Linked DNA regions of Mus musculus: all the other regions are linked to region 4. Evidence: chromatin loops called from intact Hi-C (ENCODE). Cell type or tissue: heart. All regions are shown on one strand. Links, peaks and the distances in the headings refer to the core of each region. The heading gives the core; the rest is flanking DNA.

Evidence for each region. Hi-C counts contacts between places; a loop is a spot of excess contacts. Peaks named below come from ENCODE experiments on the same cell type or tissue, not always from the same donor. Only the 100,000 strongest peaks of a DNase experiment are listed, where the experiment ranks them.
Region 1: a loop joins it to region 4, with 5 times the contacts of the local background. A loop is called at or near these places in 8 of 42 quality-filtered maps.
Region 2: a loop joins it to region 4, with 6 times the contacts of the local background. A loop is called at or near these places in 12 of 42 quality-filtered maps.
Region 3: a loop joins it to region 4, with 4 times the contacts of the local background. A loop is called at or near these places in 7 of 42 quality-filtered maps.
Region 5: a loop joins it to region 4, with 6 times the contacts of the local background. A loop is called at or near these places in 17 of 42 quality-filtered maps.
Region 6: it touches region 4 in a loop (9-fold over the local background); 2 of 42 quality-filtered maps call a loop at or near these places.

The regions. Positions count from the first base shown.
Region 1 is chr11:60,876,863-60,881,817 of GRCm38, reverse strand. It overlaps Tmem11 (transmembrane protein 11), which reads left to right and starts at 2,780. Exons shown (of 2, transcript NM_173453.3): 1 at 2,780-3,105. The coding sequence starts at 3,050. In heart, for the core only: CTCF peaks have their summits at 595 (motif pointing right), 2,138 (motif pointing right), 2,851 and 3,623; DNase peaks (open chromatin) are centred at 2,107 and 2,917; H3K4me3 peaks cover 2,732 bases; H3K27ac peaks cover 2,431 bases.
Region 2 is chr11:60,724,519-60,729,473 of GRCm38, reverse strand. It overlaps Flii (flightless I actin binding protein), which reads left to right and starts at 2,211. Exons shown (of 30, transcript NM_022009.2): 1 at 2,211-2,347; 2 at 4,206-4,316; 3 at 4,612-4,683. The coding sequence starts at 2,285. It overlaps Mief2 (mitochondrial elongation factor 2), which reads right to left and starts at 1,076. Exons shown (of 4, transcript NM_001009927.2): 1 at 907-1,076. Mir5100 (microRNA 5100) reads right to left here and starts at 811; the gene lies at 748-811. In heart, for the core only: a CTCF peak has its summit at 2,186; DNase peaks (open chromatin) are centred at 1,063 and 2,213; H3K4me3 peaks cover 2,779 bases; H3K27ac peaks cover 2,351 bases.
Region 3 is chr11:60,826,160-60,831,114 of GRCm38, reverse strand. Dhrs7b (dehydrogenase/reductase (SDR family) member 7B) reads right to left here and starts at 484. Exons shown (of 7, transcript NM_145428.2): 1 at 384-484. The coding sequence starts at 403. In heart, for the core only: a CTCF peak has its summit at 2,014; no DNase peak of the experiment used is centred there; H3K4me3 peaks cover 425 bases; H3K27ac peaks cover 352 bases.
Region 4 is chr11:60,774,511-60,779,391 of GRCm38, reverse strand. It overlaps Top3a (topoisomerase (DNA) III alpha), which reads left to right and starts at 2,027. Exons shown (of 19, transcript NM_009410.3): 1 at 2,027-2,470. The coding sequence starts at 2,291. It overlaps Smcr8 (Smith-Magenis syndrome chromosome region, candidate 8 homolog (human)), which reads right to left and starts at 1,867. Exons shown (of 2, transcript NM_001085440.1): 1 at 1-1,867. The coding sequence starts at 1,364. In heart, for the core only: no CTCF peak of the experiment used is centred there; DNase peaks (open chromatin) are centred at 1,951 and 2,471; H3K4me3 peaks cover 3,466 bases; H3K27ac peaks cover 2,863 bases.
Region 5 is chr11:60,694,879-60,699,833 of GRCm38, reverse strand. It overlaps Llgl1 (LLGL1 scribble cell polarity complex component), which reads right to left and starts at 134. Exons shown (of 21, transcript NM_001159404.2): 1 at 1-134. In heart, for the core only: CTCF peaks have their summits at 2,114 (motif pointing left) and 3,464 (motif pointing left); a DNase peak (open chromatin) is centred at 863; H3K4me3 peaks cover 797 bases; H3K27ac peaks cover 990 bases.
Region 6 is chr11:60,534,680-60,539,634 of GRCm38, reverse strand. It overlaps Alkbh5 (alkB homolog 5, RNA demethylase), which reads right to left and starts at 1,952. Exons shown (of 4, transcript NM_172943.4): 1 at 440-1,952. The coding sequence starts at 1,212. In heart, for the core only: a CTCF peak has its summit at 2,461; DNase peaks (open chromatin) are centred at 744, 1,654, 1,994, 2,374 and 3 weaker places; H3K4me3 peaks cover 3,165 bases; H3K27ac peaks cover 3,467 bases.

The DNA.
Region 1 (4,955 bases), core at 384-4,383, 100 kb before region 4:
ATAGTATAGATAGAGCTTGGGGACTTGGTGTTTGCACTGCTGAATTTTTGTTTTGTTTTGGTCCTTAATATGCACCGATCTTTCCATTTTGAAAGGGAAATGTTTATTCTCTATCAGTATATGATTTCTATTATTATTATAGCTCACTGTTAAGACTTTGGACTTTTATTTTGTGGTTTTTCAAGACAGGGTTTCTCTGTGTAGCCTTGGCTGTCCTGGAACTCATTCTGTAAAACAGGCTAGCCTCAAAGTCAGAGATATGCCTGCCTGCCTCTACCTCCCAAGTACTGGGATTGACTTTGGACTTTGTTGGGATTTTAAAAGTTGAATTGTTTTTTTATATTATGAGATAAGCCTGAGATTTGGAGAAGGAGGAGTGAAAGTTTACGGTTATGGCTTAAAGCAGTGTTTGTCAAATTTATAAGTGATAAGGTTGTTTTGTGTTGCCAACTTTACACAAACCTACCCACTATGGGAGGCAAGAGACCCTGAACTATACACAAGCAGAGAAAGAGAAAGAACTGGGTATGAGCACACATTAATACATCCTGCACTCTCGCTCTTTTTTAAAAGATTTGTTTTATTTATATGAATACACTGTAGCTGTTTCCAGACACACCAGAAGAGGGCATCAGATCCCTTTACAGATGGTTGTGAGCCACCATGTAGTTGCTGGGAATTGAACTTAGGACCTCTGGAAGAGCGGTCAATGCTCTTAACCGCTGAGCTATCTCTCCAGCCCAACCTGTGCTCTTTACTGTGGATGTAGTGACAGCGCTCTCACATTCCTACTGCTCTGACTTCCCTGCCATGATGTCATGACTGTCAGTTATGTTTCTATTGAGGTGATCAGACACCATGAACAGTTAAACTCAGAAAAGAAAGCATTTGATTAGAGGCTTGTTTGCACTTTCAGAGGGTGAATTCATGACCATTATGGTGGGGAGTATGGCTGCAGACAGGCAGGTGTTGGAGTAGTCACCAAGAGCTTATATTTTGAAACAATCACCAGGCAGAAAGAAGAACAGGGCCTGGCATGGGCTTTTGAAACCTCAAACCCATTCCCGGTGACTCACCTTCAACAATAAAAGCCAGACCTCCTCATTCTTCCTAAACAGTACAATTGGGAATCAAACATTTAAATATATGCGCCTATGGGGACCGTTATTAAAACCACCGCAGACTATGACCTGAAGTGTAGGCCAAATAAATCCTCTTCTCCCTTAAGTGGCTTGTGTATTTTTATCACAGCAACAAGAAATAAATCTAAGACAGGGACATAGATCCCCGGTGGGATCCACCATGTCTCTGACTTGGCACCAGAACACTAGATCCTTGAGGACTCCCAGTAAAGGCAGACCCTCCTGGCTAGCTGCTTCCCAGCTTAAATGTGGGCTTGGCAGTCCCTGGTCAGTACACATTGTTTTTTGCTCATACTGCAGTAGGGCTGAGAAAAGGGTTCAGACATCCCCTAGGCAGTGGCTATAGGGTAATGGGAAAGAGAACACGCCCCTGCACCTTTTTTGTTTTGTTTTGTTTTGTTTGTTTGTTTGAGACAGGGTTTCTCTGTAGCCGTGGCTGTCCTGGAACTCACTCTGTAGACCAGGCTGGCCTCGAACTCAGAAATCCACCTGCCTCTGCCTCCCAAGTGCTGGGATTAAAGGCGTGCGCCACCACTGCCCGTCACCCCTGCACTTTTATCAGGTTCCTAAAGAGCTGAGAGCTTTCTCACAGATGTTCCTGGGTAGTAGAGTGTAGTTAAGGAAGGGGGAAATGGGAGAGAAAACATAGATTTTTACCTCCTGGCTGAGTCACAGGGACCACCTACATAAGTTCCTAGGTTCTTGTGTCTCAGGACAAAGAATTGTATCAGAGATGCATAGTTAGCAATAGAGGCAATTTACTTAAAAAAAAAAAATTTACAAAGACACTCAGGTAGGGAATGGGCTAGTGATCTGGAAGAATGCATAACCTGAAGTCCTTAGCCATTACCTGCCTTCTCCAGGCCAAGTTTTTCTCTTGCATGCTGTTTGTTATTGAGTAATCCAGGCAAGGAAGGGATCCCAGGCACTATCAACTGGCATTGATTGATTGATTGATTGTGTCTGGGTGTTTTGTGCACTACACGTGTGCTGTGGTCGTAAGGCCAGAAGAGGGCGTCAGACGTTACTGCAATAGCTGACTGTTGTTAGCTACCACGTGCCAGAAACTGATCCACAGTCCCCTGAAAGAGCCGTTAGTGCTCTTAAGTACTGAACAATCTCCGCAGCCCCCTCATACCTTATTCTTGACGTCTCTCTACACATCCCTATTCTTTTGCCACACTTGCATGTGTTACGAGTTTGGCAATCGGAGGCGGAGTTGCATATTCAATTTGAAAACCAGGAACTTTATAGAAACCAGACAAGCATAAAACCTGACTGGGAGGAAAAGGCGTTTTAGGGCAAGCACATCTACAGACCTTCAAAATCTCTGGATTTGTCAGCCGGGCAAGTTCCGGTCAGGAGAGGGGGGCAGTTGACGCCGCGGAGGCAGAGGTAACCTTCGGACTGAAGGTGCACGAGTTCTGGTCTGCAGATGGGAAAGGAGAAAGGTTAAGCTGCTCAAGTCATTGTAAAGTGTGAGAACTGGGGGACTCAGGCCCCCAGCGGCCGAAGCCACGGTGAAGGGCAACAGGGCCGAGGCCAAGGGTTGGGCCTCTCAGGCTGTGAGGGCGGGATCGTCGCGCGAAGCGCTCTGGGAGTGGTAGGCGCTTTCTTTCCGCTCTCCTTCAGCCACTCGTTCTGGGAGCCCAAGGACGTCCAGGCGGTGGGCGCAGCGACTCGCACTTTGCGACTTGAAGACTCTTTCCTAAGGCGGATCCCACCCCCTCGCCCTCTTGCGCGCGGCAGCTTACAGCAGGCTTCCGGCGTGAGGTATTGTGGGCAGTGTAGTCCTTCTCGCAACCTCCCACCTCGTCCGCGCGGCTCACGGGACTACGTTTCCCTTCGGCTCCCGCGCGCCCTGAGCCGCGTCGGCTCCAGCCCCCGACGAACCGAGAGTCTCCAAGATGGCCGCGTGGGGAAGGAGGCGTCTGGGTCCGGGCGGCGGCGGCTCCCGAGAGAGGTAAGCTGGGCTCGCGACCGCGGGCGAAGGTCGACCGCAGAGCCGGCGAAGCCTCTGTGCCACGCGCGACTCCGGATCGTGTGCCCGCCACGCGCGGGGCCCAGTCCGCGGGGGCTTAGGTGTGGGAGGAGCGGGGCGGCGCGACGGCCAGGAGCGAGGGGAGCGCGACTCGGAGGGGCGGCGACCCGCAGCCGGGTGGGCGGTGAGCCAGGGTGAGTAGCTGCGAGGGCCGCCACGCTGTCCTACCGAGCGTCCTGTGGGCTCCGGGCCGCTGGCTCGCGCACGTGGCCCGCTCGGCCTGGGCGCCCGGTGTGGCGTGGATGGGCTCCGGGGAGAGGAGGAGGGTAGAGGCTCGCGGCGCCGTGTGCTTTATAGGGGCGTTTGCTGAGAGCGGCAGCGTGCCGGGCGCGCCTCCAAGAGCCTGAGCCTGGCCGCCTTGTGAGCGAGCAATCGTCGCCACTTTTTGAGGGTTCTCTTCGAGCACTTCTGCCCTAAGTCCTTTGTAGTGACCTTTCCTACTGAATGCGTTTGGGGGCGCTAGGGGTTTTGTTTCTTCCAGTGATTTCCGGATGACAAGAGTAGTTGACGTGTTTCGGGTTGAACTTGTAGCCTTTTCCTTCTGGGAATTATTTTTAGCTAATAGGTTACTAGAAGCTGTTCAACGATAAGAAGTTTGGGGAGGTGGGTGTATATCGGTGGCGCTACTGGATTAACCTGCCCAGTCGGTCTTGCTAAGTCCTCCGCATTTTACTGTGGATGTCAGAAAAAGGAAAAGAAAAAAAAAAAAAGCAAAGTTTGACTTTTTCCCCTCCGTTTCCAATGAGTACTGTCAACCATAAAAGTTGTGTCTCAACTAATCTGCGTTGTTCCTTTTTGACTGACGCATCCCATGTTTCTTGCTATTGCATACGACAGCTTTTCCATCCCACACTAGTCTTCCTGCTTGGCAGAAGTGGTAGCCAGTTTTACTCCTGAGTTCGGTTATGCTAAATAATCCGTTCTGCGTTTACTGTGACATGGAAAAGCAGTGGCGAGGAGTGTTTGTTTGTTTGTTTGTTTGTTTGTTTTTTCCCTAACTCCCACTTATTTCTTAGATAAGAACAGCCAGAGAGGTTATCTTGTTTTCCGAGTCCTTAAATCCCTAAGGATGCTTTCAGGATTTTAATTTCAGCCCAACAGAAGGGAAGAACTTTCCTAATATTTCTGTTTGCTTGTTTTTAGAGCCACGTGTGTAGAGTCATTAGAGTTACTGTGTAGCTCTCTCTGGCTGTTCTGAAACTCACTCTATAGACCAGGCTGGCCTTGACCTCACAGAGGCCCGCCTACCTCTGCCTCCCAAGCACTGGGAATAAAGGTTTGGGCTACTGCACCCTGCCATACTCTTGTTCTTGGACACAGACTGAAAGGGCCAAACATGCATGCCTCAAGTGTGAGACAGGAGTCTTGCTAGCCTACCTAAGAAAATGGAGAATTTTTCCTTTGTCTTGAAACAGATATTAATTAAAAGCAGTTTGTCAACCAACCGCCCATAGTTTAGTCCAGGCCTTGCTGGTTGTGCTGCAGCAGCCTTTAAGGGAGTTTAAGTCCAATGCAGACAGAACTCACTGTGAAGCTAGATAGGGAGTGGTTCTCCTCAGAGCCACTGGTGCTTGTTTCTCACTGAAGTCTTAACTAGGTAAGGTTATCGTCCTGGGTCCTGTAGGTGTTCAGGTTGTGACCTTTGCCCAGGAATTGAAGGTTCTTCCCAAACATGCAGGTGCTGTATGTCTGCCAGGGATGGGCGTCTGATTTTATGATTTGAGAGTTGCCATCTGCCCTCCTTCTGGTGCCTGGAGGTTACTCCTCTGTCG
Region 2 (4,955 bases), core at 584-4,583, 51 kb after region 4:
AGTCACAGAAATCCACAGGCCCAGGCCACTAAGCCAGAAAGGTCATTGCCTGCCGGGGCACCAAGGACTTCAGCCCTTCTTTCAGGGCCATGGTTGCCTTGGGACTCAGTTGCCAAGTGACAAGATGCCTAGAGTAGCTGAAGCCTTAGGCACTGTGTGACTCAGCTGAGACACCTGTCCATGCTCCCCAGACTAAAAATAAGACCCTGTCCTCGAGCCTGGTAAGGTCAAAGGGCAGCCAGGGAGCCTACTCCAAGCTCAGAAACAGCTCTGCTCTGTTACTGCCCACCACTGCCCTCAGAGCAGTAAGCCACTCTGCAAATGGAAGGGGCTTGCATTCCATCACCTGTCTAAAGTGGGACTCAGCCCTACACCTAGAGGGGTCTTGTATTCAAACTCCAGTAAGAAAGGAATAAAATAGGTGACTAAATATAACCCACTTAGGCCCTATGTGGTGGTGCAGGCCTTTAATTTCAGCACTGAAGAGGCAGAGGCAGTCAAGGCAAGCCTGGTCTACACACTGAGTTGGAGGATAGCCAGAGTTACATAATAGAGCCTCTATTCAAAACAAAACAAAAATAACAAAATAACCCGACTCTTGACAGCCTGAACTTCACCTGTTCTTACATTCTGGCCAAAGCTGATTGCTTCTGATCATGACTGAGCAGAAACGTGTAACCAAATAGGCTCTTAGACTCTATTCAAGAGCGAAGTCACTGTGGCCCTGGAAATCGTGTGCAATACCCAAGTCGGGAAGAGGCACCGCTGGGATTCGAACTCTGCTCTTCAGTTCCCAAGTCCTCCCTCCCACCGCAGTGACCGCAGGCCACGCCCCCACCTGCCCCGGGATGCGCGCCACGCCCAGTGCTGGGAGACACCGGGCCACCCGGTGCGCTGTAGCCGTACCTGCGTCCGAGCGTCAGCGCATGGACCCAAGGACAGGGCGAGTAGGACCCTGGAGGCCCAGGACTCGCCTAGGAATGGAACGTTCAAACCCCGGGAACCGAACGCCGAGGCCCGAGGCGGCAAGTGACCCGAAAGGCACGCTGGATAAGCAGGCCTTCGCTCCAATCCGAGCGCACAACTCCTGCGCACACGTGCTCAAAACGGAGCAGCTCAGCCAATGATCGCCAGGCACGCCCCGGGACCGTCTGGGGCGGAAACCACAAGCATACTCCGGATTTAAAGGCGCAAGGTTATATTGATAGCGCAAGGGGGGCGGGGGAGGTGGTGAGTGTGACAATCATTCAGGGGCTTGTCTAGTTTACTTACTTTCGGGTGTTTTGTTTCTTGAGAAAGGGCCTCACACTAAAGCCACAACTGACATCGAATTCTCAGCAGTCGTACTTAGTCTCACATCTGACCTTGTGTGTACTTGTAATGAGAGCCTCAGTGTGGAGTCTGAGCTCATGGTCCCTTGGTGGGCCAGGCAGACAAAACTGCAGTTAGCCCAAAGGCCCACATTCTGCCTCTCAAGTTCGCCCCTGTTAGAGTGCCTGGTGGTTCCATTTCCGTTTGGCCTGCCTGACACATAATGGGAAAAGAGCTCTGCCATCTGTCGTGGGAACTCTATCAGTCTCTTCCCTCCTGAAACCCGGGATGCCAGACCCTGGACTTCCATAGAACAGCTGTGTCTGTTTATGGGAAACCTACTGTATGCTGGCCAGGGCAAGATGGCCACTAAGAGCTTGGCCCAGGAGATATACACTGATCTAGAGCACAAAACAAATCAATAAAGAATGGTGACTGGAGTCCTGATGCCAAGGGAGAATTGTGAGTGTTTGTGCAGCCTGCTCTCTAAGCTGCCACATGTGAGTACTCTGGCAACTTTGGGGACCGTGTTACACATGATCAAAGTTGAGTCCTGAAGCTGAAGGATTAGGTCCCAAAGCCCCGGAAGTCTCACCACTACCACCACCACCACCACCACTGATCCCTCACACACAAACTGCCTGTGTCCCTGACGTTGTTACCACCATCACTCCTGGGTCACGGCCAGCCCCAGAGGCTACAGCAGCCCAAGCGACAGTGCCTGGACCCCACCCTCCACGTTCCGACAGGAGACTGGAAGTGTTGATCATCTCCAGCGGGACCCCTACAGGCCTCCCCAGAACTCTGGTCCCAGGGAGGCCTCGCAGCTCTGGGAGTCGCCTAGCAGCACTTCCCGCAGAGGCCGCGGCCGGGAGGCGGCGCGCGCGGGTTAAAGGGGCGGGGCCGGCGCTGACCCAGCCCGCGGCTCTCGGCCGCCCCGCGTCCTCCCTGCCCGTAAGAGAGCTGCGCCACCATGGAGGCCACCGGGGTGCTGCCGTTCGTGCGCGGCGTGGACCTCAGCGGCAACGACTTCAAGGTTAGCTGGGGGAGAAGGGGAAAGGCGACCCCTAGGCCGTCTCCCCGGGCCGCTTCCTCTGCGCTTCCGGGACCGGCGGGCGGGGCGGGCGGGCCTCCGCGAGTCTTCCCGGGCCTGCCCCGCCCGGGGCGGAAGACCTGGGCGGGGGCTCCGGGGGTCTGGGGCCGCGCGGGATTTGAGCCCTCAGGCCGCGAACCGGACCCCATGCCACCGAGGGAATACGCCCTAGCCAGCCACCGCCCCACACTGTGGTCTCGGGACGTCACTTCTCCCTCCGCGAACTCGGGGTTCTCTCCAGTCCTAGGGGCTCAGGAACAGCCCGTTTGGTGGCGTGTAATGGAAAGAGATCTGTTAGTAAGGAGTGTGACAGGTGCGCCAGGTCCTAGGCGGCAAGTCTGTTCAACTGCTAGACTAGGGGGACAAGCAGCCAGCAGCCCTGGTTCTTGACTATAAAGAGCCAGGCTATGGGCGTGGTGGTGCACGCCTCTAATTCCAGCTCTTGGGAGGCGGAGGCAGGTGGATCTTTGACTTCGTGGTCAGCCTGCTCTTAAAAGCAAGTTCCCGGACAGCCATAGCTATATCGAGAAACCCTGTCTTGACTTGAAGAAAAAAAAAATGTGCCGGCTAGACCCAGGCCCAAAGAGAGAAAAGCTGGCCCCGAAGGACAGCTCAGAAGCCTGGACCTTCTCCACCGCCTGGTCGAGTCCTTTAGATATCAGATTGGGGGATGCAGGAGGAGGTGGGCTCCTCCCGTGTTCACCTGCACACGGACACATGTTGGATCCCGTACACTGTGGGCATCACTTCATCCTGTCTACATACCCACCATCCTCACTTGTGGTCTCTATTCTCTCTCCACTGGGAACGTCTGAGTTACCTTAGGGAACGTGACTGGAAGAAGAGGTGTTACAGTAGCAAAAGGCAATTGAGCTTCATGCTGCTCAGATGTCAAAACTGCCAGGAGTAGCCTGGAGGGAGTGGCAAATGCCTTTAATTCCAACACTGGGGAGGCAGAGGCAGGCAGATCTCTGAGTTAGAGGCCAGCCTGGACACAAAATGAGTTCCAGGACAGCAGGGACTACACAGAGAAACCCTGTAATTGGGAGTTACAGGGGGACAAAACCTTAGGCTGGTGTGGTGGCACAGACCTTTAATTCCAGCATTCAGGAGGCAGAGGCAGGTGGATCTCTGTGAGTCTGAGGCCAGCCTGGTCTACAGAGTGAGTTCCAGGACAGCCAAGGCTACACACAGAGAAACCCTGTCTTTAATTTAAAAAAATAATTATTTATTATTTATATGTAAGTACACTGTATCTGTCTTCAGACACACCAGTAGAGGGTGTCAGATGTCATTACAGATGATTGTAAGCCACCATGTGGTTGCTAGAATTTGAACTCAGGACCTTCATAAAAACAGTCAGTGCTCTTAACCACTGAGCTATCTCTCCAGCCCCAAGAAACCCTGTCTTGAAAAACAACAAACAAAAAGGCCAGGGATGCTGAAGTGGGCATTGCATGTGAGGAATGAATGAATGAATGAATGACACTGTTCAAGGAACATTGGGGAGCTGGGCTCTTAGTGCAATCCCAGACAGCCAAACTGCCTTGGAACCCCAGGCAAAGCAATGTGAGTTCCACTAAGCACAGTGGAATGCTGAGGAACCCTTGAAACACACCAGGGACAGACTCCAGCTGGAGAGACACGTTTGGGCCAGGATGTTTGTCCTTTGGGAGCTTTCGTTTAGTGCCATTCTGTGAGTAAGAAAGAGAAATGTTCTCTAGGGACCACAGAAGGTGATGAGAGGAGGCACTCATCTCCTAGACTGTCCTCACCCTCCTGTTTCCTCCCCACCCCCCAGGGTGGCTACTTCCCTGAGAATGTTAAGGCTATGACCAGCCTGCGATGGCTAAAGCTGAATCGCACAGGCCTCTGCTACCTGCCTGAAGAACTTGCGGCTCTGCAGAAGCTGGTAAGGGATGTAGGCGGCGGGGCGCGGGGAGGGTCCTATCCTAGGGGCTAGGCCAGGTTGGCATACTCTGCAAAAAAGGGGAGTGGAATCAAGAGAAAACAGAAATAGCTGTGGGTGAAGCTGATGGTGTGTGTGTGGGGGCACATCCACCTGGGAGGTATGCAAGGCAGGTGATGGTGTGTAAAGGAGAGGGGACTGTTGGGATGGCCTTCCCAGATGGTGCAGTTACAGGGCTGCAGGCAGGGGCTGGATACCTTAGGTCCCCACCTGAACCTTTGACTCTTGTCCTGTCCAGGAGCACCTGTCTGTGAGCCACAACCATCTGACCACGCTTCACGGCGAACTGTCTAGCCTGCCTTCGCTTCGGGTGAGTGTTCGCCTGGGCTGCGGTAGGGTCAGGCGCGGGCCAGTGTCTCCACCCTCCTCCCCTCTGTGCCCGTGTTGCTGCAAGAGAGCTCATATGAATGGGAGAACTTTCTGAGAGAAAAGAGAGGACATTTCAAAACCCACCACCTCTCTGGATGGCTGTGAACACAGCAGTGTAGGCAGAACACAGTACTAGGCCACATTAGTGTGTCTAGTGTGCTTCTAACCTACCACATAGGTAAAGACTCTAGCCACACAAAAGTCACCCCCAGA
Region 3 (4,955 bases), core at 511-4,510, 51 kb before region 4:
ATGGATGTTCCAAAGTCAGAATCTTGCTCGCCCTTTCCGAAAACCCAGATCTCCTAACCATCCCCGGGCAGGAGTGCCACTGGGGTCATGCCACAGTAGCTATGCACACGCGACCTTGCGCGCTCTAGGCTCCAGACCCTGAAACGCACACACAGAGACCAGGTGATCTCCGCGATGAGCGTGCCGGGGCGGAGTGCCTGAACCCTGCTTCCTTCACTGTGGGGCGCCGCGGGGAACCGGAAGCTATCAGGATCCACAGCCTCCCCAGAACGTGCTCAGCCTCACTCAGTCACTTAAAGCAGATGTACCCCGCGCCTCCGCTTTAGACAGGACACCGTCCTCATTTCCACTCACCAAGAGGTTGCAACATCCCTAGCCTTTACCTAAAGGACGGAGAGATCATGGTCAATCAACTTCATGCTCCCGCCTCGGAATTGACGAAATGCAGCTTGGTTCCGTCCAATCACAATACTCGGGAAGCACATGCGCTCTGAAGATGCGCCCAACAGAGGTAGAGTTTAGCCTTTGCGGTCTAAATGACGTCAGTCTGCTTAAGTCCTATACCGTAAATCTTCCGGAGGAAAATTCTAAGTAGTGGTTTGGGTTCCATCGGTTTTCAGAAAAAACTGAACTTGCTCTGCAAAGCTGAGTTTGATGGCATATGGCTGTTATCCGAGTACTTGAGAAATGAAGGGAGGCAGCTCAGGAATACAAGGTCCCCTTTGGGCTAGGCTGCATGACACTGCTTCAAAAAGCAAAAATAAATGCTACAGTTGCCAAGATTATTATAAACGGCGATGTGATGTTGTTACAAAGATGGGGAGAGGGGGCTCGGTTTTTGTTTTTGTTTTTTAAGGAGGTTAGAAACAGACCTACACATAAGTAGTCACTTTTCCTTCCAACAAGGAGCCACATTTAACACAACTAGGAACGTACTATTCTAGTATTACTATTATATATATATATATATATATATATATATATATATATATATGTATATATATATATTACATACATACATTATATACATACATACATATATACATAAATACATATGTGTACATATATACATATATATACATACATATATGTCACTATTACATGTAATATTAATACTATTAATAGTGCTAAGTCTAGGAACTTTCTTTATTCTTTTTCTTTCTTTCTTTCTCCCCCTCACCCCGCCTCTTTTTGGGTTTTTGAGACCAGTGCTTTCTTTATGTAGCCTTGGCTGTCTTGGAACTCGTTCTTTACACCAGGCTGACCTCGAACTCACAGAGATCTGCCAGCCTCTGCCTTCCAAGTGCTGTGAGTTCAAGACTAGCCTGGTCTACATCGCGAGTTTCAGGACACCCAGGACTACAGAGAGAGACCTTGTCTCAAGATAATAATTATAACAACAACGTCAACAACACAAGAGAGTGTATAAGCAATACAATTTGTAATACATATAGCTGGAAATAAATTTTATTTCAAAAGATACAAAGTTTGCAGAAAAAATTATTATCTTAGTTTTTCAAGACAGGGTCTCTCTGTGTAGTCCCAGTTGTCCTGGAATTTACCCTGTAGACCAGGCTGGCCTCAGAGATCTGCCTGCCTCTGCCTTCTGAGTGATGGGATTAAGGGCATGAGCCACTATTGCTCAGCAAATTTATTGTATGTTCATTATTGACTGTTTATTGTAGATGAGAGGAGCTTGCATAAAGATATTTCATGCAAGTTTATAATGTACTTTGGGCATACTCTCCTCCATTCTCTCTAGCCTCCTCTTTCCACCCCCACTTAAGTGTAAGGAGTCACACAGACACACACCCTTCTCTGTGTAAGCTGAAGCCAAGTAGAGAGTTGAGTCGGAATTCCATCCCTCACTGACAAGACCACTTCCCACGTGTGAAAAGAGGCCATGCAGAGAGCAATAACTAAACACTCTTTCCCCTCCCAGTGTCAATGGAGACTTATTAGAAGTCTGGACTTCCATTTGTACCAAATAGTAACAAAGAGTTCCTCTAGGTGTCAGTGAAGGACAAGTGGAATTTACAGACTTCCACATCCATCTGCCAATAGCAAAAAGGCATAAGATTATCCTGCCAAAGTATTGTCCAAGGAAGCCAGCTTAAATGGAAAATGGAAATAGGATTCAGACTCTTAAGGTACTTAGAAGTCCAGGTTTCTGTCAAAAAGCACTAGCTTTGGGCTAGAATATATAGCACAATGTTAGAGTACTTGTAAGCATATGCAATGCACTCAGTTTTATCCGTAGCACAAGAATGAAAATTGAAAAGCATATGTTTTTAATAAGAAACTGAACTTTTTTCTTTTTTAACATTTTTTATATTTTTATTAGTCCTTTGAGAATTTTGTACAATTTTTAAAAAAGATTTATTTATTTTATGTATGTGAGTACACTGTCCTTCTCTTCAGACACACCAGAAGAGGGCATCAGATCCCCATTACAGATGGTTGTGAGCCACCATGTGGTTGCTCGGAATTGACCTCAAGACCTCTGGAAGAACAGCCACTGCTCTTAACCACTGAGCTGTCTCCAGGTCAACCTTTTTCTTTTAAAATCTTTATATGTATGGCTGCCTCACCTACATATATGTTTATGTACTAATTGTGTGCCAAGTTCCCAGAATCTCTAGAAGAGGTTATCAGATATACTGATACTGGAGTTATAGGTGAATGTGAGCTGCCTTGTGGGTACTGGGAATTTAAACTGGGTCCTCTGGAAGAGCAGCCAGTGCTCTTAACTACTGAGCCATTCATCTAGACCCTCCCCACCCCCGATAGATAACTTTTAGATGGTGCCTCTCCTCTCCCTCAGGTGCCTCTTCCTCACTATCTTGCTGGCTTTGGACCTCTTCTCCTCAATAAGCTTAAACAATATATCTATTTCTGAGTCCTTCAACAGCAGCTGCCATTGGGAACAACAAAGAAAGGAGACTCAGGTGACAGGGAAATATCTGCTTGGTCCTGGATCAGCAAGCTAAGAAGTTTCATGGATATTCTATCAGTTAGGGTTCTCCAAAGGAACAAAGCTCAATAGTTTATATATAGATATAAAACAAAATGAGATAGATAGATAGATAGATAGATAGATAGATAGATAGATAGATAGATAGAATTGATAGAATATATATATGGATGGGGTGTGAGTGTGTGTGTGTGTGTGTGTGTGTGTGTGTGTGTGTGTGTGTGCATTTTATTAGAGTACCTTACAGGATACAGTCCAGGTAGCCCTACAAAGTCTTTCTCACTGTGGAAAAGCCAAAGTCTGCTAGTTCACTCAGTCCTCAGTCCATGAGGCTGGCTGTATCAGCAGATCAGCAGTCTCAGTGTGGTTCTGAAGTACTTGGTGGAGTCCCAGAGAGCTGCTGGCATTCAGTCTACATTGGAATCCTAAAGAAGTTGGACTTAGCACCAGCCCTAGAAACAGCACAGATGCACTTGCCAGCAAGAGTAAGGGCAAGCAGGAAGCAAACCAAAGCTTTCTTCTTCCACGTTCTTTTATCTGGGTTGCCACTAGAAGGTGTGGTCTTGATTTAGAGTGGGTCTTCCTGTTTCAAATAACCTGATTAAGGAAAATCCCTCACAAGGGTGCCTAGCAGTTTGGGTCCCAGTTAATTTCAGATGTATTCAAGCAGGCAAACAAGATTAGTGATCACATTCTCTAGTGAGCTCCCAGGAGATGTAACAGCTTTACGGACAGAATGAGAGAGATTAGTTCTGCCCTACTTAGCTTTATGCTCCTATTCAGTAAGAAGCGACAATGTACTGGATGATCCTCTGAGCTCCCATCTTCAGGAGTTCATCTGGGCCTGCTCGAAACTGACCATTCATAAAGGAGGGGGTGGGAAAAGCCATGGAACCCTCACCTGAGTATCCAGCTACCCTTCCACCAAGTTATATGCAGTTCTTCCCTTGGAGCCTGGAAGGAGGGGCTAGAGTATCTAGGTATGTAAGAACCAAGAGGGGGAGCTCCAGTTATGGGGCCATGGGTTAACCATCATCCCTGCAGGGTACAGATCTTTCCATATCAGCATTAAGGTCACCAATCCTCTTGCCTTTAATCCCGGACCAATTGCTCTGTTGGTCCTATTAGCAAGCCTATTCATTGGTTCCCCTCAAGTGTACCTTGGTGGAATCAAACTTTGATTTGTCATTGTGACCCTGAGGGGTGAGTAGATGTTTCTTAGCATGTCCTACAAAACCCAGGGTGATGTAACCACAGGCTTTTCTACCAGTACACCACTTCCTGAAATAATGACTCTGAGACTTAATTATATCTGAATGCCTAAGCCACAAGCTTTGGCTCATTCCTTAACTAACCCTGGGCTCATAACTTAATTAACCTGTGTATTCTATTCTGTGAGATCCACATGGCTGGTTACCTCTTCTCAGTTTCATGTGCCTGTCTCCTGAGAGTTAGGGCGAATCTCCTCTTGCACCTGACTCTATCCCAGAGTTTCTCCCTCCCTACTGGAACTCCCACCTCCTTGTTCCTGACTCAGCTCATTGGTCAATCAGCCTTTTATTGACAGGTGATGCTTCCATATAGTACACAGAGATTCTTTCTACTGGATGAAAATTATTGGAACAAGTAGAACAAGCCAAGAAGGCTGATCTTCTGCCTTCCACTCTCGATTCCTACCTAAGGAATCAAGGAGAGAGGAGCAGTGGTGGCGCACGCCTTTAATCTCAGCAGTTGGGAGGCAGAGGTAGGCAGATTTCTGAATTCAAGGCCAGCTTGGTCTACAGAGTGAATTCCGGGACAGCCAGGGCTATACAAAGAAACTCTGTCTCAAACAAACAAACAAACAAACAAACAGTGGGCTGGAGAGTTGGCTCAGCAGTTAAGAGCACTGACTGTTCTTCCGAAGGTCCTGAGTTCAAATCCCAGCAACATTTGTCCAGCTATCTGTAACGAGATCTGGCGCCCTCTTCTGGAGTGTCTG
Region 4 (4,881 bases), core at 1-4,000:
TCCAGGTTCTCTTGGGGGTCAAAACTGCGTGCCTCTGTTGCCTCCACCCCCGTGTACTCTTCATCGCCAAGTTCCTGCTCCATCTTGATCAATACAGACTCCACACTGGACTTGTAAGAGCCAACGCTAATTAACACTTTAGGAATGGGGCATTCTTCTACAGGCTTGGGAGGCAGCCTGTCCTGACTGGGCTGAGAGGGTACATTCTCTTGCTTTTCCATCCTGTCATCCACCTCTACAAAATCTTCAAAGAGGAAATTCGTTATGGGCTGTTGTTTTCGAAGCACTCTGTCAATCTGACTGGTCAGGAGGTAGCACAGGTCTCCTCTGAACATGTGTTCAATGTGGCTAAGCTGGGCCAGGGTCTGAGTGAAATACTCAGTGTCACAGAGTTCCTCCAAGGTCTTCAACTTCTTGTCAAAACACTTGGTGGACTTTGCTTTGATGAGTTTGGGGGTGTAAGCCGGTCTGCAGGTATAAAGGTCTGCATTAGCGGACTCCTCAGGATTAGAGGTAGTGGATACCTGGTCAGCCTGATCCTGGGTATGCTCTGTATCACCAGGCTGCAAGTCAGGGATCTTCGTCTTCTGACGAGGGTATGAGCGGATCTGCCTCAGCAAATCTTGATGTTCGATGATGGACTTCTCCACATTGGCCAGTTCATTGGCTTTCTCAATCGCCTGAGAAGAATAAAAACCCTTGTCGTTGGCTTTCTTCTGGATCTCGGTTTCTGTGTGTAGCACTGTCCTTGTGTAATCCAAGTCTTTCAGCTTTTTTTCAAGTTCCCCAGCGAATGCCTTCCTGTTGCCCATCTTCAAGCACTCAGATGCTTTGGAAAATTCGGCCGAGAGCTCTTGGAACTGCTGCATGATTTTATGCTGGTCTGCGGAGATATAAGCCATACAAAAGGGCCTCACAAAGCCCCTGGCCTCCAGGTCGTACAAGGTGAGGTGGTGCACATATGCAAAGGCCCCTTCCTTAGAGTCTCCCAGTACCACTTTAGAGTCTTCCACAAAGTTCAACTTGGGGTAGGCAGAACCGGGAGGATGGCCTACGAATGAAGCCTGGTAATCCACCGACATAATCCGCAAAGAGAAGTAATTAAGATCAAAAGTGCCAAAAACTTTGGTGTCATTGGGGATGGTAAGCAAGGGCTGGGGTCCCACCTGCTCAGAGAACTCGGAAATGAGGATGAAGTCCCTGGAGAACTTGGCCCCAGACAGTTTAGACCAGGGGTTTGCCCCCTGGCTGGCATAAGGAAAGAGAGGGACTGAGTACTCCTCAGGCAAAGCGGGCTCATTGTAAGGTTCTTCCTCGTATTCATCTTCCTTGGTGAAGGCCACCACATCAGGGGCGCTGATCATATTTCCTGAAATATGGCAAGCACATTGAGAGGAAATGGAAAATAATGTAGGGTTGGTCGGAGGGAGAGTCAGGCCTCTGGATGCGAAAACGAAGTTCTTGCGGCCTTCTTTGCACTTCCGGGGATCCTAAACTGCCCTGTCACACAACGAAGAACTCGAATTGCCGCAGACTCTCAAGGTTTGGGACCTGTGATGCCCTGGGCAAGCCTCATGAACTCCAAAGCTGCAGGTCCAGATGACGGAGGCTGGCCATTCTCCAGCGTTTGCCCGGGCCGGCGCAAGGTTCCTGAAGCTAGGTCACCAGCACTCCCCGGAACCTACCGGCGACATCAACAGTCCCAGCTCTGATCGTGTCATTAATCCTCGCCACGGGCTACCGCAGAATCAGTCAAATGAGTCTCCCCACGACCTAAGGGCAGAAACTGTCGCCGCTCCTAGGACCGTACTGTCCCAGGGAAGCTACCGCGGCACCGCCATCTTGGTATCACATGACTCCCCAGCATCAGCGTCGCGTGACCCGGAAACGCCCACACAGACTTCCAAGTTAGTGGCGCCTTTTAAGAGGCCCTGCCAATCAGATCTTCCAGAGGACAAGTCCCGTTAACTACCCATTGTCATAAAGAAAAGGAAAGTAGAATACAGTGGGGTGGAAGGGAGGAGGAGAAACGGTGTTGGAGGAACGTGCACAGGGCATGAGGCATTCTGGGAGTTGTAGTTCAAGGCTGCTTAGTGGCGCAGTGGGCGGAAGTTGTCTGTGAGCGCGAGTTTAAGCGAGACTCGGACGTGTGGGTTTCTGATCGAGGCGGCAGTTGCCTGGAAAAACTGCATTTATTAAGGTGGCTCTCACAGTTCCTCGTGGCTTTTCCTCTGGGTTCTCCAGCATGCACGGGCACCCGTGGAGTTGCTGCTGGAGCAGGACCTAGGGAATGATCTTCCCGGTCACCCTCTTAGCGTTTCAGTGGCACCGACGGCCTGGAGGCCGTGCCCTGTCCCGCGCTGCCATGGAAGTGGCCTTCCGAGGAGTGCGAAAAGTTCTCTGCGTGGCGGAGAAAAACGACGCTGCCAAGGGGATCGCCGACTTGCTGTCCAACGGGCGTATGAGGCGGGTAAGAAGCACTTGGGTTCTGCTTCCCTGAGGAACGCCCACAAAGTCCGACAGCGCGTTGGGTACCGGGAGCCCGGGCGAAAGCGACTCCGCCTATTTTGCGAGAGGCCCCTCCCGGCCGCCCTCACTTCTCGGTTTCTCCCTAGCCTTCAGGCTTTTTGTAAATGTAAAACCTTTTCACGCTTTTGATAGACCTTTGCTCGCCGGATCTGTCTGCTCGGCTCACATACCAGTGGAGCATTGCTCTCCCTTCTTTGGGTCTGGAGTGTGAGAACACGTGTATTTTAAAACTCTTCCTTGGTCAATCACAAGTTCAGTAGTATTGGAAAGCGGTAACCAACTCCTTTATCTTGGCGTTCAAGCCTTACTTATGGAATCCTGTCCCTGCCTTCTGCAGACCCTGTGACTAGGGTGGTGGCACCCTAGGGGTAACACTTAGGTTTAGGAACTAGAGAAGTCAATTACTACTCCTATAGACTGATTCTAAGATACACGAAAGATAGGATTGTCTCCTGACAAAACGGAGGTGAGAAGGGTAAAACCCCAAGGACTGTTGCGTTATCATTCAGCTGGAGGCCCTTCCTAGGAGCTGTTCCCTTTTCTTTGCAAACAGTTGGATCTCCAGACCTCTGCCTCCAGTTTTAAAATACCCGGAAGGGGGAGCCAAGGTTAGGTGGGCGCTGGCCCCTAACTACTTCACCTCTTAAAAATGTCTTTGAGTAATAATTTTTTCTTTTCTGTTTTGGAGACAGGGGTCTCACGATGTAGCCCTGGCTGTCCTGGAACTTGCTAAGTAGATCAGGCTGGCCTTGAACAATGGAGATCTGTTTGCCTCTGTCTTCTAAGTACTGGGGTTACAGACTGACATTCAGCCTAACTACTGCTTAGATCTCTCTCTCTTTTATTTTTTAATGTCTATGGGTGTTTTCCCTACATGTATGCCTGTGTATCAGACACATGCCCACCGAGGCCAGAAAGGGTATCAGATCTGGTTGTGAGCCACTATGTGAGATATGGGAATCGAACCTAAGTACTCTGAAAGAGCAGCAAGTGCTCTTAACTATTGAGTCATCTCTCCAGCCCCTTAAATGTCTTTTTTTAAGGAGCGCCCCCTGCCCCCCATACACGCACACACTTGGCCGGGGATTCTTTTCTCCCTCTCCCCCACCCCCTCTCTTTCTCTCGATGGCTAGTTGGTTGGTTTTTGGAGACAGGTTCCTCTGTGGTGTAGTCCTGTTTGTCCTGGAACTCACTATGTAGACCAAGCCAGGGCTTCTGAATCCTGTACCATCACAACACTTAGAAGGCATCTACAGTAATGAGACTGCCAAAGCTGGAATAAAAGAGATTGTTGCTGCTTTGTCCATACCATTGAGTAGATTGGAATTGAGTCTTTAAAACTGTATTTTATTCAGAGGGCTGGCAACCCTAGAAGACAGCTTGTCTCCAGCTGGCAGGTTATATAGAGACAATGGGGGTGAGGTAGAGAATGAAAGGCGGTCAGTCGCTTTGGAGTTCAATCGTGCCCCCTGGTCAGCCATATTTTGAGATTTGTGTTGTTCTGTAAGGATAAGTAAGAGTTAAGTTTGTAGGAAGAAATAAAAGATGAGAAACTAGATGAGCTCAAACAGCTAAAGCAATTGATATTTAATGCCAGAAATGTGGTGTTTGTAGTTCTGACTATGACATGACCAGGGCACAGGACCTCAGCACTCAATGATCAGGGTCCAAGAGAATACACATTTCTTGCTTCAGGCTGGGATTTTTGTAGCTAAGGATAGGGAGTGGGTGAGAGGGATTTGTTTGGGGCAGAATGAGGAAGTTAGCTGTTTTCCTTAGATAAGCAGTTTGGTCTGACTGCCAGGTCTGTTGTCTCTGCCACCACTGGGTATCTGGAGTTGGGCCTGCTGCCTTCTGCAATCCTTAAATATTTATTTCTTGGAACTTTGATCTCAGTTCCAGGAACTTGGCTTTTGGGGAGATTCATGTTTCAATTTGGAAGAAATGTCGTACAAGCTTAAGTGTGGTAAAGTATGGGTTGTATGACCATTATACTGTCTAGTTCCAGAAGGTAACTTTTGTCTCTTTATTTTTTTTAAGATTTATTTATTAATTATGTGAATACACTGTAGTTGTCTTCAGACACTTCAGAAGAGGGAGTCAGATCTTATTACAGATGGTTGTGAGCTACCATATGGTTGCTGGCATTTGAACTCAGGACCTTCAGAAGAGCAGTCAGTGCTCTTAACCACTGAGCCATCTCTCCAGCCCAACTTTTGTCTCTTTAAAAGAGCAAGTACCATTGTTAGCTCTGTCATGCCCACCACAGTTAGCCCGCTCTGCTGTTAACTATTGATGTTGTTAGGGGGTTGGAGTTTTTGTGTTAAGAGTCTCATTCATGTAGCTGACTTG
Region 5 (4,955 bases), core at 532-4,531, 80 kb after region 4:
GGATGCGCCCGGCCCCGCCGGTCCTGAGGCGCGGGGCGGGGCCTGCACGGAGGCGCGGGACGCCACGGACGCCCGCCCGACCCACGACGTGAGCGTGCCCGCCGTGCCGTGCCGCCCCTTGCTCGCCAGACAATGGGCGAGGACGGGGCCCCCGGGCTCGCCGGGCTCGCCGGGGGGGGGGGGCAGTCACGCATGCGCAATGGTGCGGGGCCTGCTGGGACTTGTAGTCCGAAGGTGGGTCCCAACCGTGGGAAGCTGGGCTGTGGTTTGCTAAAGGTTGTTTTCCACTCACGACTGAGCTAACAACATTCTAATAATTCCAGGGACAATTCTCTAGCCCCTCCCGGTCCCACTTCCCCCATCTTTGCCGTTGTTATCTAGTTTGTGTGGCCAGTTTTCACGGATCACTACTTTGCCTATTCCTCCGGTGTGTATTCCACACCACGCTTTTTGTCTCAACTATTATCGAAGAACCCCTCTCTAGGAGCCCGCGATGGTTGTGCATAACTTTAATTCTGGCAATCAGGTGGCAAGCAGAGGCAGGCAGATCTCTCTGAGTTCCAGGCCAGTCAAAAGCTACATTGTAAAACTATGTCTCAAAAAAAAAAAAGAAAATCTCAATTCCTTGAGAGTTATTATTCATGACCCAACACAAAGAACTTCGGTTTGCACCGGCTCAGAAGATCCTTGAGAGGGACGCGAGGCAAAGAAAAGGGGCGGAGGGCTGCAGGAGGTGGCAGGCACGTAGGGCTGAACAGGAGCGGGCTGGATACAGCTTCTCCCCTTGTTTCCCCCATCCCTACAGGGAACTCCGAGAACAAAGCTGCGCCCCGCCCCCGCTTTCTTCCTGTCCCACCCACCTCCCGAGACTTTTCTCTTCTGGACAATGGCCTCTAGGCTGAACCTTTTCCTGCTAGCTGAGGGACTCAGTGTTGGGAGAGATCCCAGGAGTTTAAGCGGGCCAAGCCCCTGTCCTCCCATCTTTGTCAAGAGAGGAGGCGTTGACCCTTAACCCTCAGGCAGCTGCACTGCAGCAACAGGGACCTAGCTACCTCCAAACTGCCCACGACCAGCGTTGCTCAACCCGCCCTGGGAGTTGGGGCTCAGGACTCACAGCTCTTTCCCGAGCTGTAGCTAAAGTGGTTGGCTAGACAGCAAAGGGCCCCTCCTGATCTCAACACGCTTAATGATTTTAAGAGCTCACTGAGAGAGGCACAGATACCACACAATTTTAAAGTGATATCACCCCAGATGCACAGAGGAAGAAACAGTGGCAGCCAACACAGACCAAGATCAGCCCCACACAAGTCATGATCAGAAGCAACTCAGAGGCCTAGGCTACAGTCCTTGTGCTACCCCATGTTGGATTTCAACCTTGCAAATGCTCAGGACATGCTCTACCTCAGCACCAGCTTTCTCTACCCTCATCTCTGCAGTAAAAGTTTATTAGGTTACCCAAGTAACCAATCCCCAGAAATTTTACACTGCAGTCACAAAAACAAAACAAACAAACAAAAAACCCCAAACACCAGACAACAAAACAGCAACAAATAACTTCTGTTGTTTGATAGCCAATAAGAATGACTTTTACCGGGCAGTGGTGGCATACGCCTTTAATCCCAGCACTTGGGAGGCAGAAGCAGGCAGATTTCTGAGTTCGAGGTCAGCCTGGCCTCCAGAGTGAGTTCCAGGACAGCCAAGGCTACACAGAGAAACCCTGTCTCAAAAAACAAAACAACAACAAAAAAGAATGACTTTTAAGGGGCTAGAGAGATGGCTCAGTGGTTAAGAGCACTGACTGCTCTTCCAGAGGTCTTGAGTTCAGATCCCAGCAACCACATGGTGGCTCATGAGATCAGATGTCCTCTTTTGGTGTGCCTGAAGACACAGTGTACTTATATATAATAAATAAATAGATCTTTGCGGGGAAGTGGTGGCACACGCCTTTAAAAAAAAAGAAAAAGAAAAGGAATGACTTTTAAGGCTGGAGAGATGGCTCAGCAGTAAGGAACACAGGAATACAGGATGCTCTTTGAGGTCCTGAGATCAATTGCAAGTAACCATTTGGCTGCTCAAAACCATCTATGTCTATAATGTGATCTGATGCCCTCTTCTGGCATGTAAGTGAAAATGCAGGTGGAGCACTCATACATTAAATAAATATATCTTTTATATCTTTTTTTTTTTTTTTTTTTTTGAGACAGGGTTCCTCTGTGTATAGCCCTGGCTGTCCTGGAACTCACTTTGTAGACCAGGATGGCCTTGAACTCAGAAATCTGCCTGCCTCTGCCTCCCAAGTGCTGGGATTAAAGGAGTGCTCCATCATCACCCAGCAAATGAATATTTAAAAACAAAACAAAAAAAGCCGTGCTGGAGAGATGGATCAGAGAATAAAGGCACTGGCTGTTCTTCCAGAGGTCCTGAGTTCAATTCCCAGAATACACACAGTGGCTCAGAACCATCTGTAATGGGATCTAATACCCTCTTCTGGTGTTTGAAGACAGTGACGGTGTACTCATATACATAAAAATGAATAGAGAAATGTAAAAAATAAAAATAAAAAATGATGGGCTGGAGAGATGGTTCAAAGGTTAAGAGCACTGACTGCTCTTCCAGAGGATCGGAGTTTAATTCCCAGCATCCACATGGTGGCTCACAACCATCTACCAAAAGCAGATAGAGCACTCACTAAATACATATAAAATAAAAAAAATTTAAAAATACATAAAAAGTAAGGTTGATTTTTGTTTGTTTGTTTGTTTCATTTTTTTGAGACAGGGTTTCTCTGTGTAGCCGTGGCTGTTCTGGAACTCACTTTGTAAACCAGGCTGGCCTGGAACTCAGAAATCCACCTGCCTCTGTCTCCCAAGTGCTGGGATTAAAGGCATGTGCCACCACTGCCCGACTGCATTTTTTTTCTCAATGAAATTTCTTCCTTTCAGAGAACTTTTGTGTTCAGTTGACATAAAATTAGCCAGTACAATCCCAATTTTTAAAAATAGATTTTGAGTTTTGGTGTCTTATTGTTTGTTTCTCTGGTGGCAGGGTTTCTCTGTGTAGCCCTGGCTGCTCTGGCTGGAACTCATTCTGTAGAACAGACGGGGCTAATTTACCTAAATGCTGGCCAATTTTAACTTTAGTAAGTTTTTTGTTTTTGTTTTTGTTTTTGTTTTTTTTAATGTTCTTGGATATGCAGTGGTGGCACACGCCTTTAATCCCAGTTCTTGGGAGGCTGAGGCAGGTAGATTTCTGAGTTCAAGGCCAGCCTGGTCTACAAAGTGAGTTCCAGGACAGCGAGGGCTACACAGAGAAACCCTGTCTCAGAAAAAAAAAATATATATATATATATCTTGGGCTGAAGAGATGGCTCAGAGGTTAAGAAAACTGCTTTTCCAGAGGTCCTGCTTTCAAGTACCAGCAACCATATGGTGGCTCACAACCATCTGTAATGACATCAGGTGCCCTCTTCTGGCCCACAGGATACATGCAGGTAGAACACTATCCATAATAAATAACTAAATCTTTTTTTTTTTTTTAAATGTCCCCCTATCCTCACTCTTTCTTTCTGATGTATGGGTGCATTGTTCTACACCTGCATGCTAGAAGAGGGCATCAGACAGATGCCCTTATAGATGGTCATAAGCCACCATGTTGTTTGTAGTGGCTATTCCTGGTTGTCAACTTGACTGTATCTGGAATGAACTACAATCCAGAATTGGAAGGCTCCCCAGTGATTCAAATCTGGAGGCTGGGAGAGAGAAGTTTCTGACCCGGATCTTGGTATGGAGATCTTGAGGCAGAGTGGCTATGAATTCCAGAAGATTAAGACAGTGAGAGCTCCGAGTTCAAGGTCATCTGGGATTAAAGGTGTGGTGGCACACACCTATAAGCTGGGCTACACCTTCTGCTGGAGGCCATATAAGGATATTGGAAAAAAGAAGGCTCACTCTCTCTCTCACTCTTCTTCGCCTGCTTGCCTTGTTGGACTGAGCAACTGCTAGATCCTTGGACTTCCATTCACAGCTGCGGCTGATCATTCTTGGGAGTTGGACTGCAGACTGTAAGTTATCAACAACTTCTTTTACTATATAGAGGCTAAGCCATAAGTTCTGTGACTCTAGAGAACCCTGACTAATACCTGGTTGCTGGGAATTGAACTCAGTACCTCTCTGGAAGAGCAGCCAGTGCTATTGACCATTAAGCCAGCTAGGCAGCCCCTCTTTAGTGGATTTTTAAATCTGAGAAGCCTATGTTCATTGCCTTCATATTCTGACTAGAAACACAAACATAACCAGCTGCCCAGGCTCTGACTTCCTCGTCTTCCCCATCACAATGGGCTGTGCCTTGATTTGTGAGCTAGAAAGCACTTTCTTTAAATTGAATACATTTCTATAAAAGGTAAGAAAAAGATGTGGTAAGTGCCTTCTATCCTGTGTCCTTAGGAAGTGGAAGCAGGAGGGTCTCTTGAATCAGGAATTTGATGCTGGGCTGGAGAGATGGCTCAAAGGTTAAGAGAACAGTGGTCCTGGGTTTAATTGCCAGCAACCATGTGGTGGCTCACAACCATCTGTAATGAGATCTGATGCCCTCTTGTATGAAGAAGGCAACAGTGTACTTACATAATCCATTAAATAAATAAATCTTTTTTTTTAAAAAAAAGGAATTTGAGGCTAACCTTAAGGGCATAGCAAACAAAAATGTACCAGAGATGGGGTGAGGGTGAGGAAAAGAGGAGGATGGGGAGGGGAGGGAAGGAGAGGGAAGGGGAGAGGAAAAAGGGGAGGGAGAGGATCTAGATGGGTGCAGTGGAACACCTTGGACCCTGATCAGTCTTGGGATGCAGAGGCAAGTGGAATTCTGTATGGTACAGGCCCACTTGTTTGTTTTTTCTTTTTGAGATGGGTTCTTGCCATGTAGCCTTGACAGCCTTAGAACTCACAGCACTTCTCTTGCCT
Region 6 (4,955 bases), core at 462-4,461, 240 kb after region 4:
AGCACCTGGGAGGCCAAGACAGGAGAATCAGACATTCAAGATCATCCTCCTTTGTGTAGAAGGTTGAAGGCTAGCCTGGGCGACCTGAGACCCTCACCCCATCCCCACCCCCAAAACGATAAAACAAAATGCAAGACAAGGAGACCACATTCATAGAACTCGAACTCCTATGCTAGTCTTCAGAAAGATGCTTTCAGATGAATTCTCAGATAAGCTACTATGGCCACTTCAAACCTGCCTGCAGGTACACAATTCCACATTAGTCTTATCCTGCTATGAGTTTCAGACACAAGCTTCCTATGGTTTGCACGCAAAAAGAAAAAAGGCGAGTCAGAACCATAATAAGAACCGGCTCCCGCCAGCTGTGGCTTCCCCGGAACCGGGTGGACACTTTTAGGCGGCAGGGTGCAGGGCCAGCCCCTCCTCCCAGGTGTGTTACCTGAGCACAGTCACGCTCCCCCTGCGCACCGGCAGAGAAAGCACAGGTTCCGACACCCGGATGGGCTTGAACTGGAACTTGCAGCCGAAGCAAAGTGCCGAGTCGCTGAAGAAAGACACGGACACGATGGGGCGCTCGAAGATGTGGATGGGGTCAACGTGGGACACGATGCAGCCGCCGGGCTGGTAGTCGTTGATGACCGCGCTGTTGACGAAGCCCTCGGGGATGACGCGGTGCTCCACCAGCTTCTGGATCACCAGCTGATGCACCCAGTCCGGGATCTCGTCGACGTCGCCCGGCGGGTAGAGGCGCTCCTGGCCCGGCCCGCGCTTCTGCAGCTGGGCCCCGTACGTGTAGCCCTCGCCGAAGAAGTACTTGTTGCGCAGGGGGGCCCGGTCCACCGTGTGCTCGTTGTACAGGCCCTTCTCGGCGCGGGACACCACCTCATCGATGCGGGCCTCGATCTTGGAGCACTCATCCTGACTGAAGAGCCGGATCTGCCGGATGCCGCTCTTCACCTTGCGCGCCTCTTCCTCCTTCTGCAACTGATGCTCCTCGTAGTCGCTGCGCTCGGGGTCCGAGTCCTCCTGGTATTTCCGCTTGGTGGTCCCGGACGCCGGGTAAGGCTCAGCGGCGGCCGCGGCAGCGGCAGCGGCAGCCACGGCGGCGGCCGCAGCGGCGGCGGCCTCCCGACTGCCCGCCTTGTAGTTGTCCCGGGACGTCATGGACTTGAGCTTCTCCCGCAGGTCGGTGTAGCCGCTGGCGGCCGCCATGGCCCCCGCCAACTCAACTCTAGGGTCCTCCGCGGCGGTCCGGCATGGCTCTCAGGGGACCCGAAAGGGACCCGAAAGGGAAGCGAGGGTCCTCAGTGCCAGGCCCCCATGCGTGGCTCAAGGGACCAAAGGGGTAGGCGTAGAGGGGCCGGGAAGGGGTCGAACCTCAGCCGCGGTCGGTCATGCAGCACCAGCTACAGCGGGGCTTCCTCCTCCTCCACCTTCTCCGCGTCCTGAGGGAAAAAGGCGCCGGCAGCGCCTCATGCCGCGGAGGGCTTCGGCCAAGACTCCGCCAGACTCCCGGTCGGACCCTCAGACGCCCGGCCCGGCCCGCACTTTAAAGCTCTCCTCACGACGTCACCGCCAGCCCGCCCGACCTCCGACAGCGCCGCTCCTTAGCGGGCTTCTCGACGCGCGTGCGCACTGCCGGCGGCCACGAGACTCCACGTACTTTGAGCATGCGCGTGCGTGCCGCCCAGTCGGCGGAGAGGCCGGCGCATGCGCAGACGAGGCCCGCTCGTCGGCCGCCGCCCCTCCCCCCACCCGCGGAAAGCTTCGAGAACAGCTCCCGAAAACAACAATTTGCCTGCACGCCAAGCCGCCTCCGGGGCCGAGGGACTCCACCCGCCGGAGTGTGCTCGCGGTGTCCACTGGACAGCGCTGCCGCGTCACGGCATCGTGCGGATGCCCGCAGACGCCTCAGCTTCCAGCGCACAAATCCTCGGGAATCGCCACAACCCAGTCCGCCCCGTGACCGCCCCCTTTGGAGCTTCCACTTTCTTAATTGGACTGCCGGCCACGCGTTGGGCAAACACGGACTGGAGTTTCCAGAGTCGGTTGGTAAATCATGCTTGTCAATCAACTAGTCTCCTTGGCTACTGCGTCCATCACTTAATTAGCTTCGGGCAGAAGCTCGAGGACCCCTGAAGAGTGAATGGGTGGCTAAGTAAGTGCCTGAATGGAGTTCTCGGCGACGAAAAGCCCTCAGGACTCCGGTGAAGCTTCGGAAACAGTGGAAAGTTAAAATTACGGGCAGGAGAGCATCAGGCCCAAACTGTGGAGCAAGCCAGGACAACAAAAGCTGGAGGCGCGCGGTCCGGGCACCCACACCCCATTCCCGCCGCCATCGCTTCCCGAAGCGGACGTTCCACAAGTCACGTCCCGGGACTGCCCACGGGTCGCGCAGCCGCGGGCACGCGCACGGGCACGTCACGTTCCTACTGGGGTTGGGCGTTGTTATAGGGGGCGACAAAAAGGCTTTCCTGTCTGAAGGGCGCAGATTTACCACGGATCGGTCCAAATTGGAAATATTCTTCAGACAGAAAATAAATAAATTGCACAGTGGGATGGTAAATGCGTCTCAGCACTCTGGAGACTGGTTGGAGGATAGCTCACAAATTGGATGCCAACCTAGGCTACACAGCGAGCCTCTGTCTCAAAACAACTACAACAAACCCAAACAATAAAAAATCCTGAAGCGGAGGAGAAAGCCTGAACAAAGGTTTAGCCGTGCTGGAGGTCCCTGGGCACTCCAGCAAATAGGAATAGCAAAGAGGTTCTGCTCTGAACCTCCCCAAGATGAATTCCAGCTTCCTTTTCTGGTTCCCAGTCCCTTTTCCAGTCTTTGATACTCCGTCAGATTTTCATATATCGCCGCCCCTCCTGGCTGTCCATGCTGTCTGTCATCTGTAATGCCTGTCCATCTACAGTGTCTGTCACACAGCTCACCCCTTGTCTTCCAGGCATCCCAGAGTCTGGTGTGTAAAACCAGGAACCAGTACTTACCTCGAACGGTGGTTGTGAGGATGGAATGACGCAGCAGAAGGATTGCTGATACAGCATCCAGACCTCAGTCTTCTAATCTGAAAACTGAGGGTGGCAGCAGTCTCTGTTGGAAAGTGGGGACTGTGTGGTAACTTGGAAAAGTTTGTGGAGTGGAAAGCCAAGAAATTAGGGAATCCAGGCCACCCTCTCTCCCAAACAGCAGGCAGACAAAAGGGAAATGGGTCTGGGGATTCCCGGGGCAGCCCCTTGGGCCCAGGTGACAGAGAGAGGGTGGAAGGGCAGCTGCAGGTAGAAGATGGACTGAAGGGCAAAGCCAGCTGAACTGGACTTGAGCCCGGTCTGTACTGTGTGAACACCTGGTGGGTCTCTTACCTGAGCAGTTTGCCTGGGCAGATTGAAGCTTTTCAGGAGCCCAGCTCTCTAAGCCTCTGATCTGCCTTTCATGGCGGGAGCTCTTTACCACTGCACCCAGATGCACCTAATAGCTAAGGTCCCCAGCTCTGCTCACCCAGGCAAAAATGACCCTCTTTGGGTACGGTGCACACCTTTAAACCCAGCACTAAGTTTTGTGTGTGTGTGTGTATGTACCTCAGGAGTTCAGGGCCAGCCAGGGCTACATAGACTGCCTCAGAAAAAGATTTTTTTTTTTTTAAGCGACTATCCCATAGGTTGAACTCTCCAATCCCAGGGTGTTTTCTCCTTGACTGTGCTTTTTAGTCAAGCCCAGATCCTGTGGGGAAAAAGCCAGGCTGCCTGGGTTGAACTTCACAAGGCCACTTGCACAAGTCCAATACTGTCCGCACTCCAGCAGCAATTTCATAATTATACCAGCCTCACTGGGATATTTTAGGGATTAAATGAGTTAGCATTTATCCAGGGCATGGCACATAGTAAAATTTGTTTGTTTGGTTGGTTGGTTGGTTTGTGTTGGTTTTGTTTTGTTTCTTTCAAGATAGAGGTTCTCTGTGTAGTCTTGGCTGTCTGGAGCTTGATCTATAGACCAGGCTGGCCTTGAGCTCACAGAGATCCGACTGCCTTTATCTCCCGAGTGTTGGGATTAAAGACCCTGGTTTTTGTTTTTGTTTTTTTGTTTTTTACATTTTACTTATTTGTCTTTTTCCCCCCTTTACATCCCTACACAGCTCCCCTCTGTCATCCAAGTCCCAACCTTACAAATCCCTCCCTCCACTGCCTACTTCCCTTCTTTTCAGAGAAAGGGTAGCCCCCGCCTTGGGTAGCACCCCACCCTGGGACATGTAGTCCCAGGAGAACTAGGCACATCCTCTCCCACTGAGGCCTAACCAGGCAGTCCAGGTAGGGGGAAGGGCAAGAAACAGACCCAGACAGCTCCCACTCCACTTGTTAGGGGACCCACATGAAGACCAAGCTGCACATTTGCTACAAATGTGTAGGGTCCAGGTCCAGCTCCTGTATGCTCCCTGGTTGGTGGCCCAGGCTCTGTGAGCCCCATGGCCCCAGGTTAGTTGATGCTGTGGTTTTTCTCATGGTGTCTTTGAACCCTCTTCCTTGCTCACTTCTATCCCCAACTCTTCCACAAGACTCCTTGGACTCCTCATGATGTTTGGCTGAGGGTCTCTGTATCTGCCTCCATCTGCTGGATGAAGCCTCATCAGGAGACAGTTACACTAGGTTCCTGTCTGCAAGCATAGCAAAGTATCATTAGTAGTGTTGGGCCAGCTCTCTCTCACATGGAATGGTTCTCCAGTTGGAGCAATCATTGGTTGGCTGTTCCCTCAGTCTCTGATTCATCTTTATCCCTGCACATCTTGTGGGCAAGACAAAATCCTGCCTGGCTACAGGAGGCAGTCACTTCAGACTTTATATCCCCCTCTGGTAGAAATCTCAGCTAGAGTCACCCCATAGACTCCCCGTATCGTCTCCAGTCCCAGGCCTCCAGCTAGTCACCAGAGATGACCCTGGTGATTTCCATTGTCACT